Regions from separate parts of the Homo sapiens genome. Here region 1 is linked to region 2. Evidence: chromatin loops called from intact Hi-C (ENCODE). Cell type or tissue: mammary epithelial cell. All regions are shown on one strand. Links, peaks and the distances in the headings refer to the core of each region. The heading gives the core; the rest is flanking DNA.

What was found. Peaks named below come from ENCODE experiments on the same cell type or tissue, not always from the same donor. Only the 100,000 strongest peaks of a DNase experiment are listed, where the experiment ranks them.
Region 1: a loop joins it to region 2, with 15 times the contacts of the local background. A loop is called at or near these places in 3 of 110 quality-filtered maps.

What each region holds. Positions count from the first base shown.
Region 1 is chr1:8,345,556-8,354,078 of GRCh38, forward strand. It overlaps RERE (arginine-glutamic acid dipeptide repeats), which reads right to left. Exons shown (of 23, transcript NM_001042681.2): 23 at 6,849-8,523. Among named protein-coding and RNA genes, the nearest start is that of SLC45A1, 32 kb to the left of the region's middle. RefSeq lists an enhancer at 4,308-5,128. In mammary epithelial cell, for the core only: CTCF peaks have their summits at 3,618 (motif pointing left) and 6,308 (motif pointing left); no DNase peak of the experiment used is centred there.
Region 2 is chr1:7,803,452-7,811,974 of GRCh38, forward strand. It overlaps PER3 (period circadian regulator 3), which reads left to right. Exons shown (of 22, transcript NM_001377275.1): 10 at 241-397; 11 at 5,442-5,547; 12 at 6,442-6,570; 13 at 6,987-7,137. LOC124903833 (a long non-coding RNA gene) reads right to left here. Exons shown (of 2, transcript XR_007065450.1): 2 at 5,686-8,153. Among named protein-coding and RNA genes, the nearest start is that of PER3, 23 kb to the left of the region's middle. RefSeq lists a silencer at 7,824-8,024. In mammary epithelial cell, for the core only: a CTCF peak has its summit at 4,988; a DNase peak (open chromatin) is centred at 7,140.

The DNA of each region.
Region 1 (8,523 bases), core at 1,500-6,499, 540 kb after region 2:
CAGCGCCCATCCTGCCTTTTGACTCCACAGGCAGGGACTAGGGGCTGGAGGGCGAGGTTCGGGTCATTCTTCCCCCTCCATCCGCCAAGGGTTCATTCCACAGATGGACACCATGTGCCTGCTGCGTGCAGGCGTCGCTGGGCCTGGGTCTGCCCGGGCTGTGCCCACTGCCTCCCAGTGCCCCTTTGTGGATCTGGCAAAGCTCTCGTGAGTGTGGCAGTCCCTCGCCATCTGGCCTCTGACCATCTTCGTCACCTGACGCTGGAAGCTCACCAAGGCCCCTTCTCAGAGGCCTGGGAGGGCTCCTCCACGCATGGTGATTAATGGCCATGAGGGGTCACGGCCGGGTCCCTGTTGTCGCCAAGCTGGGCCTGGTCTGGGATTGTGCAGCCCCCAGTTCCCTCACTGCATGGGCCCTGTGTTCTGGGGACATATAAGACATCCCTGACCACAAATCCACAACAAACAACAGGGGTTCTGGGGCCTGTTGCCAGCCTTGGGGAGTCTGGCGTTCATGACAGTGTCTTATCATCTTGCTGTGACCACTTAGGGCCAGTCAGAAAGGCTACCTCCCCACCTGGGCCACAGCCTCCCTCCCAACCACGGCCTCCCCACCTTGGTTATGATTTTCCCACCTGAGCCCCGGCCTCCCCCATGGGCCATAGCCTTCCTCAGTGTCACTGCCTGCTGCCTCCTGGAGCCCCACCACTCCTCTCTGCGCCCCTGCTGGACTCCTGGCCTCCTGTCTACCCTCACATCCATCTTCCACCCTGAAGCTGGGGGGCTGTAAACACGGGCCTGAGCCCATCCCCTCTTCTAGTCTTCCATGACACCTACCCTGGCTCCCCAGACCCTAAGGAATCAGGTAGAAATTCCTTCCACCAAACAGAGCCCAGCCCATCTTCCCGAGCCAGCCACCCGCCACGTTGCCAGCCCCCTGTACTACAGCCACAGAACCTTTGTGGGCCACAATCGGTTCCTGTGTTTAGGATCTTCCTGCAGGCCAAGTCCACCTCTTCTCTGCCCATCAATATCTGATTCATCCATGTAGACCTGTCTGAAATGCCACTTCCTCCGTGCAGTCCACCCTGCTTGGAGCCAGTGATTCTTTCCCTGTGCTTTCATGTGATGCTGCTTTACCCTTCATGGTCATGAGCTCAGTGAAGCGGGTCTCACGGTCCCTGATACACATGTAGCTGAAGCACAGAGAGGTTTAGTGGCTTTTCAAAGTCACACCGCTCCTTTGAGCCTCTGTAGACTCAGGCCCTGTTAGTCCCATGCTTTTCCTGGAACTGCAGACTTACCCTCCCCACATTTATGTTGTTTGGAAGAGCTTCAGACTTCCTAGAAAATGTGGTGTTGGGTGGCTGTCCTCTGGTCTGGGCTGTCTTTGCCCAGAACTGGTCAAAATGAAGAATAAGGGGCTTCCCGCTTACTCTTGGCTTGTCAAATCTTAGGCCCTCTTCCTAGAACTTTCTAACAAAACACAGATTGCTTCTACACGTGGGAATCGTCCCTGTCAGCCTCTCTTTTCTGAGAACCTGCCCTGCCTCCCGAACTGTGGGAGTACTGCCCTCTGGCCGGGTCCGAAAAGCTGCCCTTGACTTCCAGGTCTATTCCTAGCAGATGGCAGTGGGAGCAGCCACCAGCTCCAAACCACGAGGCCTAGGACTCACTGAGAGCCACATTCGTTTGACTTTCACATCTCAGAGAGGATTTCTCTCTACTTAAAAATCAAGCTGTGGGCCGGGCGCAGTGGCTCACGCCTGTAATCCCAGCACTTTGGGAGGCCGAGGCGGGTGGATCACGAGGCCAGGAGATTGAGACCATCCTGGCTAACACGGTGAAACCCTGTCTCTACTAAAAATACAAAAAATTAGCTGGGCATGGTGGTGGGCGCCTGTAGTCCCAGCTACTTGGGAGGCTGAGGCAGGAGAATCGCTTGAACCTGGGCGGCAGAGGTTGCAGTGGGCTGAGATTGCACCACTGCACTCCAGCCTGGGTGACAGAGCGAGACTCTGTCTCAAAAAAAAAAAAAAAAAAAGAATCAAGCTGTGATGATGAGGGTAGTCACCGCTGCTTGCTGTTTGTGAAGTCCTCACTACACACGAGGCCACGTGTGAATGAATCTTAATCCATTCTCCGACCTTGCTGGGAAAGAGGTATCATTCCCCCATTTGACAGATCTGGATCCTGAGGCAAGCACACCCAGTACCTGGCCCACGTCACAACAGGGTGGAGTTTGAGCCCGGGGAGTCTGAGTCCAGCCTCATGCCGCTGAGTGCCTTAGGAGCGCTGTGAGCCGGCCAAGCCCCTGAGGGCGGGCAGCTTCCTGCCCGTCTGTCTCCTGAACACTGTGCTGCTGCAGGGAGGCCTTCTCGCTCCCCAGGGCTCGCTCCCCAGGGAGCTCAGCTTGGAGGGAGCTTCTCATCCTATTCAGAGGCGAGGGGACAGCGGGAGAAGGCCTCTTGCTTTATCGATCAGCGCTCTGTGAGACTCATGCTTCTCAGGCCACTCAAAACAAAAACCACATCACCAAGATCTGAAGCCACTCCTGACTTTCCTGTCAGCAAACTTGGAAAGTGGCTCCCATTCCTTGATGCCACTCAGAAACGAAACACACCTAACAGCCATCGAGCACTGCCCACAGCACTTAGCATGGAAACTGAACGTCATCAAAGGAATTGCCCTAGAGGTCATCGCCTCCCTGGGTTTTGTGTTTCTTCCTCCCTAGGCTGTTGGGCTAACCCTGGACCATTCCCTGGGGAACCGGGACAGGGTAAGGTGGCATTCCCTGGAGAACCGGGAACCGGGACCCGGTAAGGTGGCATTCCTACACTCACCAGGCTGGGCTACAGGTTTCTGGGGGAACAGGGATGATTTCCCTGGAATATGCAAGAACTGACAATTGCCTGGCCCCCCCGCAGTCGGGAGGTCCTGGCCCTCCCTGCACCTGCTCAGAGTGTGTCTGCAGAATCCACTCGGGTGCGTGGGGCGTGACGTATCATCCTCAGCGGGGAGCGGGTGGAGGGCATCCGTAGAGGGAAGGAGCAGGTGTCTGGAACTGGGGGTGGGTACTTTTGTGGCACACAAGGACCCCCAGCAGCTGCTCAGGGGGCTTGTCGGGGAGTGGGGGCGCGGTTAGTTATGGGAGTCATGATTCTTGGAAGTCATCCGCTGCTGATGCCATCCTGGGATTCTCTTCCACACAAGGAACATTGAGTTCCTACCGGGTACCTCCCAAGCCTTGGGGGATGCAGCGGAGAACAGAAGAAACCTCCTGTTCTCTAGACAAGGCCTTTGCCCTCATTCTCACAGCCGTGCCCGCCCTGCCTGCCCACAGCCATCAGCCTCACCTGCCCACACTCAGCCCCCTCTTCCCAGCCATCTCCACAACCCGCTCTGCTGAGGCCTGTCCAGTTGCCTGATCTCTGACCCGCCTGTCCGGCCGCCTGCCTCGAGGAAACGTCGGATCTCTTACACAATGCTCGCTGTCAAACCCTCCAGCCTTCCCCACCATCGCCGGGGGCCTTGACTTGCCCCTACACCAGAGCTGCAGGTCTTGTGGCAGCCGCGGGCCCAGGGCAAGCACCTGGGCCTTGTAACGACTGCCACCTGGTGGCCAGGATGGGGATGGACTCTGTTCGACGGCTGCCCAGCAGCAGGGTCCAAGGGGATTGGGGGGTGGGGGGGACTGGGTGGTCACATGCCCAGAAAACAGTGGGATAGGCAAGAAATGGCCTCAGGAATCCTCTCTGGGACAACTAAAAGGTGCTCTAAAAGCCTGTTTTTAATTTGCTCCAATGGATACTCAAACCCTAGGGGTTCATCAGAAGCTGATCCCCCAAGCCCCATTCCCCACTTCTACGATGGTGTCAACCAGGGTTGGAGTCAGAGGGACTGCAGGGCCCACACGGCAGGCACAGTCAAGAGAATGTGAAGGGAGGGTCTCCAGGTGCCCAGCAGAGGCGTCCCTGGGAAGCCTTCCGAAGTCAACCCAAAAGGTCCTTCTATCTGGTCCTTCACACCCACTTTCCAATAGCACATCTGGACTGGCAGCAAGGAACCTTGCCCTGCAGGGCCCGTCCGTCCGTCCATCCGTCCGTCCGTCCATCCATCCATCCATCCATCCATCCATCCAGCAGGGTCCATCCACCCATCCATCCATCCCTCCAATATCTGCAGAGCAAGTGCCTTCCACAAACTTGGTTCATTAAGAAGGGGCCCGGGTGCCTGTGCATACACAGAACTGGGCTGTGGGAGATACAGGGGGACTTCTGCAGCCTGGGTCCCTGAGGTGTCAAAAGGGAACAATGACCACTCTTGACAAAGACAGCCACTAGAGAAGCCACCTTGAGTTGGAGAAGCAGAGAACCAGGTCCCAGAACTTGAGTTGCCAAGGATTCCAGGGCAGCTAGGAACCCAGTGGGGATTCAGGTAAAGGACCTCAGATACCGAGACTGTCAAAGGCCGACAATGCCGCCTCCGAGAGGACCGGGTGAGGCATCTGCAGCTGGAGCTCATCAGGGGCTGAGCAGGAGGCTGTTCCTGGCCCCCTGGGGATCCACGATGGATGCCAGCTCCAGCCAGGCCCCGCCTTCTAACGGGAGGTCCGGGAACCTTATGAACCAGAAAGGGCTTGCTTTATCCTGCAGCCCGTATCAGTCCAACCGGATGGCCAAATGTGCGGCTGCATCCCTTGGCTGGCTCATCTGGCAGATCCTCCTTAGGAGGAGGTAGGGAGGCCAAGGACCCCGCTGTTCCTCGGTCTCCATTGGGCAGCAGGAAGGGCCCCAGGGGTCCAGTGCAGGACAGACTTTTCCACTGGTTTTGGGGCCTGGCAGCTTCATCCCCAGTATCTGGGTAGCTGGTTCTGATTTCAAAGCTCTGAGTTCAGATATGTACCCAAGCCTTCTGGGCTGGTCAGGTGAGGCTGATGGTGGTCACTGAAGTCTGTGCTGGTGCCCAGTCACACTGCCCTGGGTCTCACCATGTGGTCAGGCTGGGGCTAGTGAGGGCTCTTAGCTCAGATGACGGCTCCCCACATCTCAGCTTCCACACAGAAGGGCTCTGGCCCTGACCCCCCCCCCCCCCGCCCCCCGCCACCACTCATCAGCTGATCACATCCACAATTGTATAGCTCACCAGTGCTGATTTTTGAGGGCCTGGAAGCTTGCAATCTCGTGTGTGTGTGGGAGGCCACCGCTGATCTCTCCACGGTGCATCCTTGCCCTTCAGATGCGTGATCTTGACTTACCCAGGTGAGGCTTAAGTGAGGTCTCTCCCTCCCTAGACTTACCATGGACAATTATCAACAATGCAGCCACACACCCAGCTGCACACCTACACTGTGCTGAGGCCCTGGGACTTACACCATGCCCTGCAAAGTGCCATCTTCCTAGCCCACCTGCAGTGGAACCAGCGGGGCTGCTGAGCCACCATGCTCAAGCTGAGGATGCGTTTCCAGGAACAAAGGGGCAGAGGGCACGTGGGACGTCGTTGGGGCAGCAAGAGGCGAGGGCCTGGCTTTGGGGTGCTGCTGGAGGACAGCACCATTTCCCTCCGCCCCGTCCACCCAGCAGATGTCTGGTTAGCATTCCCGGCCCTCTTCCTCACATGGGTGCGTGGCAGAGTGGTGACAATGGCCACAGCTGTTCATGCCTGAGAAGCTGCCCAGCTCTGATGAGGCCTTGTTGTAGCATGAACCTACTATCTCCTCAAGACGCTTGGATCCAACCATTTAACCACACTGAAATCTACACTTCACAGACCTGTACCTGTTAAACCCTGCAGCTTCCTAAGGGGCACAGTCCCGGAGACCCACCAAGACAGCGCCTGGATTCCAGCCTCTCCCAGCCACCCCAGTGCCATCCTCTCACCCAAGACCTGGACTGAGAGCCACCTGGGGCTCCTGTGGCCAGCCTGCGGGCCCATCCCTGTGCCCTGGTCAGCCACGCTGCTGAGCAGGACCCCTGCTGTTCGCCTCAAGGGCCGTCATCGTGTGCGCCACTCGGGTCTTTGCATGGCGAAGCTTTCTCAGGTCCTGAGCGAGGCAGTGCCTGGTGCCTGCTGCTCCCCAAGTCTTTACCACGTGGCGGACCCTGCCTGGTTTGAGGACAGTTTACCAACAGTCAGCTTTCTGGGCTGCTCTTGCCCCATGTCTGCAAACACCTAGAAACTGATGGCCCTATCCCAGATGACAAAGGGTGGACACACATTTCCGGGGACAATCCTGAGGCTCCAGGAAAATGCCCTCAACAGGTTCTGAAGCCACAGCGCAATTCCAACGCCTGCCCCCCTGTGGCCATGTCCACACCCTGCAGGCTGCCTGCAGCCCCTTTGGAGGGTTAGAGCCCCTTAGGCCTGGGATGCATCCTCCACCTGGAGTGCAGCTCTAGAGCTGGGTGGCTGGGGGTGGGGTGTGGGGGCACTGGTAGGCCACGGGGAGGCAGATGGGGGCCAGGCAGGAGGCCGCTAGGATGGGGTGGTTCCGATGTGTCTCCTGAGCAGGCAGGGTGCCACATGCCCATACATGCTGGTAACGCCCACGGATTAGAGGTGTGGGGTGAATGGCAAGGGGTGGGGGAAGATGCTCTTAGTCCCAATGCCAGTGCCTGCTTAGGGCCCATCCCGCTGCTTGGGGAGCCTCCAAAGAAAGACAGCACCCTCACCAGGGAAAGCCTCTTCCCAGACAGAGGATGTTTCTGGAAGCCACTCTGGGATGCAAACAGGGTCCCGAGCAGCAGGGAACAGCCGACTCTCCCTCTGTCCCTTCCCCACCTGGGGTAACAGCCAGGATCCCCGCCCACTCTCCAGGAATGAGACAGTGCACGGGAGACACCCAAGGGTTGTAGTGTAGCTTGGTTTTATTTATGTCCACAAATATTTCAAAAAAATTACAAAATACTCAAATGGAGAGAACACAGAAGTCACGATTTCTGGGTGTCTACTGTTTACACTGTGTTATCTCATGGCAAACTACTCATATATACATTTAGCTTCAAGATATATAGAAACGTAGCAAATCCGAGTGTGCACGCTGCCTCTGCCGCAGTGGAGTGAAGCTCAACCTCGAGGACACCGAACAAGATACGGACACACACAGAGGAGCCAAACCAAACCCCGAACAAAGGGAGGAAAATCCGAAGGAAACCGAGTGGTTGGGCTTCAAAGACACCATGAAGGTCAGGGCCTCCTAAACAAACTGTAGTTTATCTGGTGAGGGTTTCGGGTCGAGGGTTTTTTAGATGGAAGAATCTCAGCGCTTCGCCTTGGGATATGGGGAGAAAAGCAAAGCTAACAAGAATGCCTTCGGACGGCTTTCAAGCACAGACCTCAGAGGACTCGACTCTTCTTTGGAAAAATGGATGCCAAAGGAGGAGATAAAGAAGGTTTAACTGAATGGTAGATGTTGTGTTCTACCAAAAAGAAAGAAAAACCAGAAGCCGAGAAGGTGGGGGCCTGGATGCAGGAGTCTGGGAGCCCAGCAGGAAGAGGCCTCGCTCAGAGCCACGGGAACAAGCCTGCCATGAGGGCCTGTCCCCACCCCAGAAGGAAACGAATGCCTTCAAGCCAATGTGGCCTGAAGTCCCACGACAAAAGGTTCATGTCAGCTTTGCCTCCCTGTGAACAAACTAAAGTTAAGGCAGAAATGGAATGAGAGAAAAATGAAAGAAAAAAAACTAGAAACATTTTCAACAGACAAAACAAGCCTATCCCAACTGAAACCAAACACGGTTTTTAAGAGAAACTGGAAATGTCGCTATTTGACGCCAGAACCTGAATTTGAGCCAGTAGCTGCTGGTTTCTAGATCAAACTATCAGCATCTCTTCCTGCTCCCTCTGCGGCCTGGGTCCTGGATGGACTTTGTGTCCGCCGACCCAGTGTGGTCTCTGTCCTACAATTCTTGGGATGGGACCAGCACAATGGCAGAAGAGACCTCCAGTGTCTGAGAGAAAAGGATCGGAAGAGGCCACGTCCTGGCAGGAAGCAGGGCCGACAGAGGGCAGACACCCCAGAACACCCGCCCTCAGCCTGGGAGAAAGTGCGTTACGGCTGCAGCCTGGAAACGAGGGCAGGCTCTCTCCAGGACGGTTCCGCTCAGAAGGGCCTGGCCTCCTGAGAAGCAGCCCCCACACAGCATGCTTTCTGAATGCACTGTGGGTGGGACTCCAGTTCCCACTTCCAGGATGAAGAGTGGGACTCAAATGGTTTACCAGTGCAATGTGGGGTCACCATGCAGACCTGCCCCTAGGGTAAAATACAGGCTGCCCCCAACACCTGTCTTAACTCCAGGATCTCCCTTGCTCAAAAGTGGCCTCAATCTGTGGCAAGAAAGATGGGGCCGTCCTCACCACAAGATCCAAGTGACAATGCGCATGAGAAGGCAGCCTTCTAACACATCCCTTTGGCAGGCATATGTCCTGGGTCACTTGTGTGCTGAGTTATTTGTATGGAATCATTTTCTTAGATGATGAAATTTTCGGAGTATTAAAAAAGACATTCATCCAGAACAATCAAGT
Region 2 (8,523 bases), core at 2,150-7,149:
GTGGTGCACGCCTGTAATCTCAGCTACTCAGGAGGCTGAGGCACAAGAACTGCTTGAACCTGGGAGGCGGAAGTTGCAGTGAGCCAATATCATGCCACTGCACTCCAGCCTAGGCAACAGAGCGAGACTCAATCTCAAAAAAAACCACTAAAACATTTACAAATAAATGGCTTAAAAAGGACATTTGTAATCAGTATCTGTGTTAAGTAAATCCTATTTTTGTCTTATTATTTTATATAGTTTTGAAGTATGCAGGGCATCCTCCCTTTGAACATTCTCCCATTCGATTTTGTACTCAAAACGGAGACTACATCATACTGGATTCCAGTTGGTCCAGCTTTGTGAATCCCTGGAGCCGGAAGATTTCTTTCATCATTGGTCGGCATAAAGTTCGAACGTAAGCCAGTCAGTTTTCATATTTTCTAAAACATCTCTTGTATCAAATAATATTCCTTAGCTTATTGACTGCCCTCTGACTCAATTGACACATAAACTAAATAAAGCACAGATTTGTTTTCGGTGCTTTGGGGAGACAGTTTGACAGTGTGTACCGTGAGCCTTAAAAGAAGTCATAATATCAGCCTTAAAGTAGCTTAAATATCCATCATTAAGTAAACTCTGGAATATTTGCTTGATGTATTATTATATTGGTCAATGAAAATTTTTGCAGAGATCACATAACATGGAAAAATATTTGATTTTTAAATATAAAAATCAGCATACAAAATTATTTATACCTATGATTATAATTATGTTTAAAACGAACATACTATGAAATAAGGAAAAGAGAATTGAAAGGAAATAAAATATGAATTTTGGTTAAGTGTAGGTACTAGGACCTACAAGTGTTTCTTTCTTTCTTTTTTTTTTTTTTTAAAGATCTCTTTAGTGAGCATGTAAAACTTTTTATATCAGCCTTCCGCCATCAAATTCCACTTGTTTGTGTCTTTTTTTTTTTTTTTCTTTGAGACAGGTTCTCCCTCTGTTGCCCAGGCTGGAGTGCAGTGATGCGATCACAGCTCAGTGCAGCCTTAACCTCCCCTGGCTCAGGTGATCCTCCCACTTCAGCCTCCCAAGTAGCTGGGCCCACAGGTGCCTGCCAACACATTCAGCCCTTTCTTGTATTTTTTGTAGAGATGGGGTTTTGCCATGTTGCCCAGGCTGGTCTCAAACTCCTGTACTCAAGCATCCTCCTGCCTCAGCCTCCCAGAGTGCTGGAATTTTGAAGGTACGAGCCACTGCGCCCGGACTGTGTCCATTTTTTAATACTTCTTTTCCTGCCAGCACAGCTGACACCAGCTTGTTTGCTTGCTGTTGCCCATCCACGTAACAGCATCATGTGGAATGGAACGAGACCAGCCCGGCCCACAACTTCTTGTAGGCTACAGTACCCCTACCCCTAGGCCCTTGAATCTTTAGTCCTTTTTTTTTTTTTGAGACAGGATCTCAGTCTGTCACCCAGGCTGGAGTACAGTGGCCTGATCGCGGCTCACTGCAACTTCCGCCTCCTGGGTTCAAACGTTTCTCCTGCCTCAGCCTCTCCAGTAGCTGGGATTACAGGTGCACGCCACCACACCCAGCTCATTTTTGTATTTTTAATAGAGACAGGTTTCACCATGTTGGCCAGGCTGGTCTCGAACTCCTGACCTCAAATGATCCACCCACCTTGGCCTCCCAAAGTGCTGGGCTTACAGGTGTGAGCCATCACGCCCAACCCTGTGGTCCATTTTTAATTGAACTCTAGGCCTTTTGACCTGGCTCTAGGTTTCCCTCTGATGTCTATCTTTTTTAAGCATGGAAATTTTACTTGACTCCAGTATCATGCTGAGATCGAGAAGTTATGTTTTTTGGTATCTTGTTATACAGCATTGTCTACATGAACATGAACCTGAGAACAGTAGATCTACCAGTAAGACGTATTTGATCACCTGTTAATATTACAGTAGAGATGATGCCGAGCCATGGTGAGAAGAGGTCTCAAGGTTGCTCTTACCTCTTTCTACTCCAGGGTTTGGCCCCTCCGCAGAGCACGTGTAGAACTTAATGGAAGAAATGGGCTCCTGGCCGCCCTAACTCATGAGACTGATTTGTGCTAGAAAACGAATTTGATTATTAAGAAATACAGCTGCCAAGTAATTACCATTGGTATTGCTCAGAAAGGACTTTGTCCCTTCTCCCCACCCCATACCCCCCAAGTACGGAAACCTATTGGGAAATGAACATGAAATCCGATGGTTGCTTGGCATGAACGTAGGAAACTGCAGCCAGTAAGATGCCTTCATGAGGCTTCCATCTGGGGCTCGTTGATGGTCTGTGTTCCCCAGCCCCAGTCAGGGTTAAAGATACGGCCTGGATTTCTGAAGCTCTCTTTTCAGTTCTTTGATGAAATATATGTGAAATTATGCAACATATAATGAATATTCAGAATGTTTTCAGTATTTTAAAAAATTACACTGGTATTTACATCTTAACAACAAAGATTATGTGAGGGAAAGGATTTAAGGTCTAGTAGGTATTAATCTTGCTCATAAAATATTAATTATTCATTATATTTATAAAGTATAAAGCTCTGTGTAAGACAGTGTGCTGGGCCTTGAGAATGTAATGGTAATCAAAACATTCTCTTTACCATCAGGAAACCCACACTGTAATGGGAGAGACAGTAAATAAAAATGGCACTGTCATATATAACTAGAGTTTGGTAAGTGTGACAGTTGAAATGGGAAGGGGGCTGCAAGACTGTTTAGCAAGGGACCCTGCCTGTATCTCTCTCAGTCCTTCCCAGCAGCACTGCAGGCAAGCAGGTCAGGTGTCCTCAGCTCTCATTTTACAGGTAAAATCCATACTCAGTAAACTAGAGTAGCCTTCCCAGGGATCACTTCGGGAGGAGTGAAAGTGGAGACTGCAGCCAAGTTTTCTCTCTTACTCCTACTTCACTTCACATACACAGCAAAGCAATAAATACTTCATGGCATTTTTGTTGCTGTTTCATGAAGGCTGTCTCCTTATTGCCTGCAGATTAATCAGTTCTGCATTACATAGTTACTGACTTAAAATACATTTTAGTGTCTTACGCTTATAATCCCAGCACTTTGGGAGGCTGAGGCAGGAGGATCACTTGAGGCCAGGAGTTCAAGACTGGCCTGGGCAAGATAGTGAGACCCCTTCTCTACAAAAAATTTAAAAACAAAAATTAGTTGGGCATGGTGGTACGTGCCTGTAGTCCCAGCTACTTAGGAGGCTGAGGCAAGAGGGTTGCTTGAGTCCAGGTGTTCAAGGCAGTAGTGAGCCAGAATTGCACCACTGCACTCCAGGCTGGGCAGCAGAGCAAGACCCTGTCTCTTAAAAAAAAAAAAAAAAAATATATATATATATATATATATATTACATACACACACACACATACATACACAATTTAGTTTTGTAGAAATTTTCACAACTAGGAATATGTAAATCTCATAAAGCAATCTGTTCTATTTCCATTTCACTCAAAAAACAAATTCCAAATACCTCTGAAAGGTTTTCAAGCTCACAATGTGTTTATATTAGGAACCAGGTGTACTTTTATTCCCAGATCAATCAACCATGTATTTGTTCCTTTAGCAAATATGTAGTGGGTGCCTGCTATGGACCAGACACTGTTCTAGGTACTGAAGATCCAGGAGTGAACAAAGTAGACAAAATACCTCACCCCGTGGCACTTACCTGGCAGTGGGATATAGGGAGAGACAGTTACATAAAACGTATAGTGTGTCAAGTTGTGAAATAAGGTTATATATTCAGGTACTGCTTGCCACAGACATATGGTGTACCTGACGCCATGCAGATAGATATTGATCTAGATACAGTCTAGATGCTAAAGTAGAGAAAGGCGATTGGTGCAGCTGTTCCACTGTGATGGAAATGTGCAGGGTGAGTGAATAGTCCCTAGACGTGGAGATATTCCTGACTGCTTTTACGATACTGTCAGCATCCTATGATTGTCTTGATAATTTCTGCCTTTGGGAAACTGTTTCAGTTTTTAGGTAACTGAGCTGCATGTATCAGTTGAGAAACGGCAGGCTGGCATAATGGAAAAAGGACAGCCCAGGCTTGGGGGTCAGACGTAGGCGGATTCAAATCCTAACTGCTGCTTCTCGGTTATGTGAACTTGGGCCAGTTCCTCAGAGTACCTCATCCCCTGACTTTGTGTATCGGGGATAATTCCTACTTTCTGGGTTGTTGTGAGAACTCCGTGAGCTGATGCAGCTGATTCAGTATGCCTCACGAATGGGACTTGCTTTACCAAGGTACCCACAGGCAGTACAGTGTGGTGGCACACAGGGTGGACTCTGGAGCCCAGACTCTGGTCCCTTCGTGAACACCTGCTTCCCCCTTACCTGCCAGGCCACCTGGAAAAGGTATTTAATCAGGTGAAGGAGAAAATACGTGTAAAGCACTTGGAATAATAAGGATTTTCAAAATGTCAGGTATTCTTCTATGTTATAAAAACTAGTACAGGCTGGGTGCAGTGGCACACTCCTGTAATGCCAGCACTTTGGGAGGCCGAAGCGGGTGGATCATTTGAGGTCAGGAGTTCAAGACCAGCCTGGCCAACATGGCGAAACCCCGTCTCTACTAAAAATACAAAAATTAGCCAGGCGTGGTGGCGTGCACCTGTAATCCCAGCTACTCGGGAGGCTGAGGCAGGAGGATCGCCTGAACCTGGGTGGCAAAGATTGCAGTGAACCAAGATTATGCTACTGCACTCCAGCCTGGGTGACAGAGCAAGACTCTGTCTCAAAAAAAAAAAAAAAAAAAAAAAAAAACTAGTATAGTACAGTGCCTGTCACATAGAAGGTCCCAAGTAAACATCAGTTCCTTCCCTTCTTTGTAATCCTCTCTGTTGGCATGTGTGCCATTCACTGTATTCAGGTCATAGATTGAAGATGCTCTAAAATTTGAGTATAAATAAGACCGAAGGTATTGTAATAGCTACATTTTCACCACTAGGGTGGGTTGCAGAACTGTCTTAATTAGATAGCTTAAGTGTTAGGTGCAATAAACATTAAATGTTGTTTGGAAAACTTGGGGTCTTTAAAATTCTTAGAGTAAGTTACAGTTACTCAGTTACTGTCAAATTTTGAAACCAGTTATTTGCTGAAGATATTTTAGTAGCTAAGGAGGTTACTTGTCCCTGATTTCAGATTTGTACATATATAGCACTGAAACCATTACAGAAAGATGAGTGCTTTAGAGAAACTTAAGGGGCCTGTTAATGTCTCATTTGTTTCTTATTATTTTCTGTACCTTCATGAATAGAATTCTAGCCTCATATTTTTTCTTTGGAGTCAAAGAATTGTTTTGTAAAAGCATAGATCTATTCTTGGAATAGTCTATTAAAAATCACTTTCGACTTCATTTAAATTGTTTGACTCAGTCTCTCACTGGGCATTTTCTAGGAGCCCACTAAATGAGGATGTTTTTGCTACCAAAATTAAAAAGATGAACGATAATGACAAAGACATAACAGAATTACAAGAACAAATTTACAAACTTCTCTTACAGGTAAGGTGAGATTGTTAAAAATGCAAAGTTCCCTGAATTGTGTTTTGTTTTAATGCTCAGTAAATTCACTTCACAAAAATAAACTGTAAAGGGAGACAAATCTTTGCCCTCTACATTCCAGAAATTTTTGTCTTTCTCTTTTCGTTTTTAAATTAAATTTTATTCTTTGTTCCTTATTCTGTGTTACACAGAATATTTTTGTAAGAACCCATTGTAAGACAGCAAACCACGTGACTGAGAGAATTATTACATTCCAAAGGCACCAGCGTGCTCAGCCTTTGGGTTTTGGCTTCAGGATTTTTAAAATAATTTCAGTTTTAAAGATGGGAGGAGAGGGATGGTAGGTCTCAGTTTCTCTTAACTATTGTAAGGTAAAAGTGGGAAAATGTATGTGTTGAAATAACTAAAGGTGTTTTCTACAAGAGATTCAATGAATAAGTGGTAAATAGAACTAATGGTGTCGTGTAGAGTAACTGTCCTCGGTGGTTTTCAGAATGTCTCCCATAAAATCTCTAGGGTGCATGAAATACCTGCCACGTTCTTGGAAAAAGTATAATATATAGTTAGTTTGTTCTCTGTATTCTAAACTGGGCATAAAGAACTAGAGTTTATTTTCCTGTTTTAAAAAATTAATTATACTATGGCTTTTTAACAATATGTTGTCCTGGAAATACCTACCTAGACTAGAACATAAGACCTTGCTCTTGAAAATTGCCGAAATGACAGAGGAGTGCCTTTCGTGTCAGCATCAGCATTAAAAGTACCAACCTGCACACACCTAATTTAGTATTTCAGGAATTGTCATCTTAATTTTTACATGATTCTAGATGAGCTCTGCGGTGGCTGCATTTGAACAGCCAGCAATTCTGGACTTGTTCCTCTTTGTCCTTCCAGCCAGTTCACGTGAGCGTGTCCAGCGGCTACGGGAGCCTGGGGAGCAGCGGGTCGCAGGAGCAGCTTGTCAGCATCGCCTCCTCCAGTGAGGCCAGTGGGCACCGTGTGGAGGAGACGAAGGCGGAGCAGGTGCATGGGCTTATGTCACATTCTTATACAGGCATCGTGTTTTCTGTACTACCTCGGTTCTGAATGTGGTGACATCTTAGTATATATTCCTGACTTGAAGACCTCAACTGATAACAGATATTTTCATCCATTTTGGTTTGGAAAAAAAAGTCTGTAAAAAGAAAATATCACCTTTGGAAAGTGATATTTGAATTAATTGTATGCGTTCTAAAAATTAGCATATTGTGAACAGATTTATTTAGAATTTGTTGGTACCAGTATACTGTGGCATGGTGCAGGAAACTGGATTAAAGTGATTACTGTGCTTCAGTCATTATATCTTCAAAGAAACAGAAGCTAAGTGTATTTTGTTTATGTATCTTTTAGTGGACATTTTTATAATTTTTGAAACATATTTTATCATTCCTTTCCCTAAGATGACCTTGCAGCAGGTCTATGCCAGTGTGAACAAAATTAAAAATCTGGGTCAGCAGCTCTACATTGAGTCAATGACCAAATCATCATTCAAGCCAGTGACGGGGACACGCACAGAACCGAATGGTGGTGGTGAGTCAGCGAATGGTGGTGGTGAGTCAGCCGGCAGCCCCAAGGATCTCCTTCCATGGGCTGTCACTCTCTGCATAGACGTCATGTATGTGATTCGTGAGCATAAAGTCATGACCCTGTGTTGCTGCTTTTCATATTTCTTGATTTGCCTAGATAGCAATAGTAATAGCAATAGTAGTAATAATAATGGCAGCAACAAATACTGTTCTGAAAGGAAATGGTATTAGAATGTATTTGTAACAGTTGCAGTTCACTTTTACTGAAGAATTAACTTCTCTGTAAATACCAACGAATTATAGATTTCCCTCCCTACATGGGCATCTCTTTAAACAAAAAGAGTGGATTTTAGAATGCATTTTAAATAATAAAGTATATTAAAATGAAAATCCCTTTCTGTCATTTCAAACAGAAAATCTTTGTGACCTAAATTCAGTGAAAAACTTTGGCTCTTTTCTTGACATGTATTTACTTTTCTCAAATACAAGGTAAGGAGCACTCAAAAAGAGCTGGATCAGTAGTAAAACTGGCATCATATTGAAAAGTTAACCTAGTTGCATTGTATGGCATAGGGGATGTTCAATAATATAGAAATCAAATTAGATTGACATTTAAATTTAGCTAACTTTCCCTTCATTTTTCTTCCTGAATGTTAATATAACTTGGAAGTTGTGATGGATCTTGGTCACTAAATGTTATTAACCTCTATCATTGTCAAATGTAGACGTTTTACACAGTGGGGTGAAATTTTTGAGGTCAATAATGATAACAGCTATATGCTTCAGGACTTGACATGATTTACACCACAGAAAGTCAAACTGCTGCTCCCAGAGGTGACATCACTGGGAACTTTCTTAGTTTGTACTGCTGTAACAAAATACCTGTGACTAGATAATGGATAAAGAACAGAAACCTATTTCTTACAGTTTTGGAGGCGAGGAAGTCCAAGATCAGGGCACCGGCAGGTTCAGTGTCTAGCGAGGGCCAGGTCTGTGCTTCTCAGAGAACATCACTTCCTTGAAGGGGACAAACGCTGTGTCCTCACATGGCACAAGGGACAGAAAGGCAGAAAGAGACTTAGCTAGTTCCTTCTAGCCCTTTTGAAAGGTTGCAAATCCCATTCATGAGAACAGAGTCCTCATGACTTTGTCACTTCCTAAAGGCCGTGGCTGTTCACTGTCACATTGAGTTTTAAGTTGCAACATAGGAGTCATGGGGGACACACACATTCAAACCATAGTAGAGCCCATTGGACTCCCCAGACAGAGCAAGTCCTGTTCTTTCATTTTTTTTCTTTTCACCTCGATAGGAAGTTGAGCATTCCATTGGTTTCTTCTGCTGTTACATGTAAGGGCACAAGATAGGAATCACAGCTGCTTTTTTTATTGTCCCTTGAAACCCCTACATTTC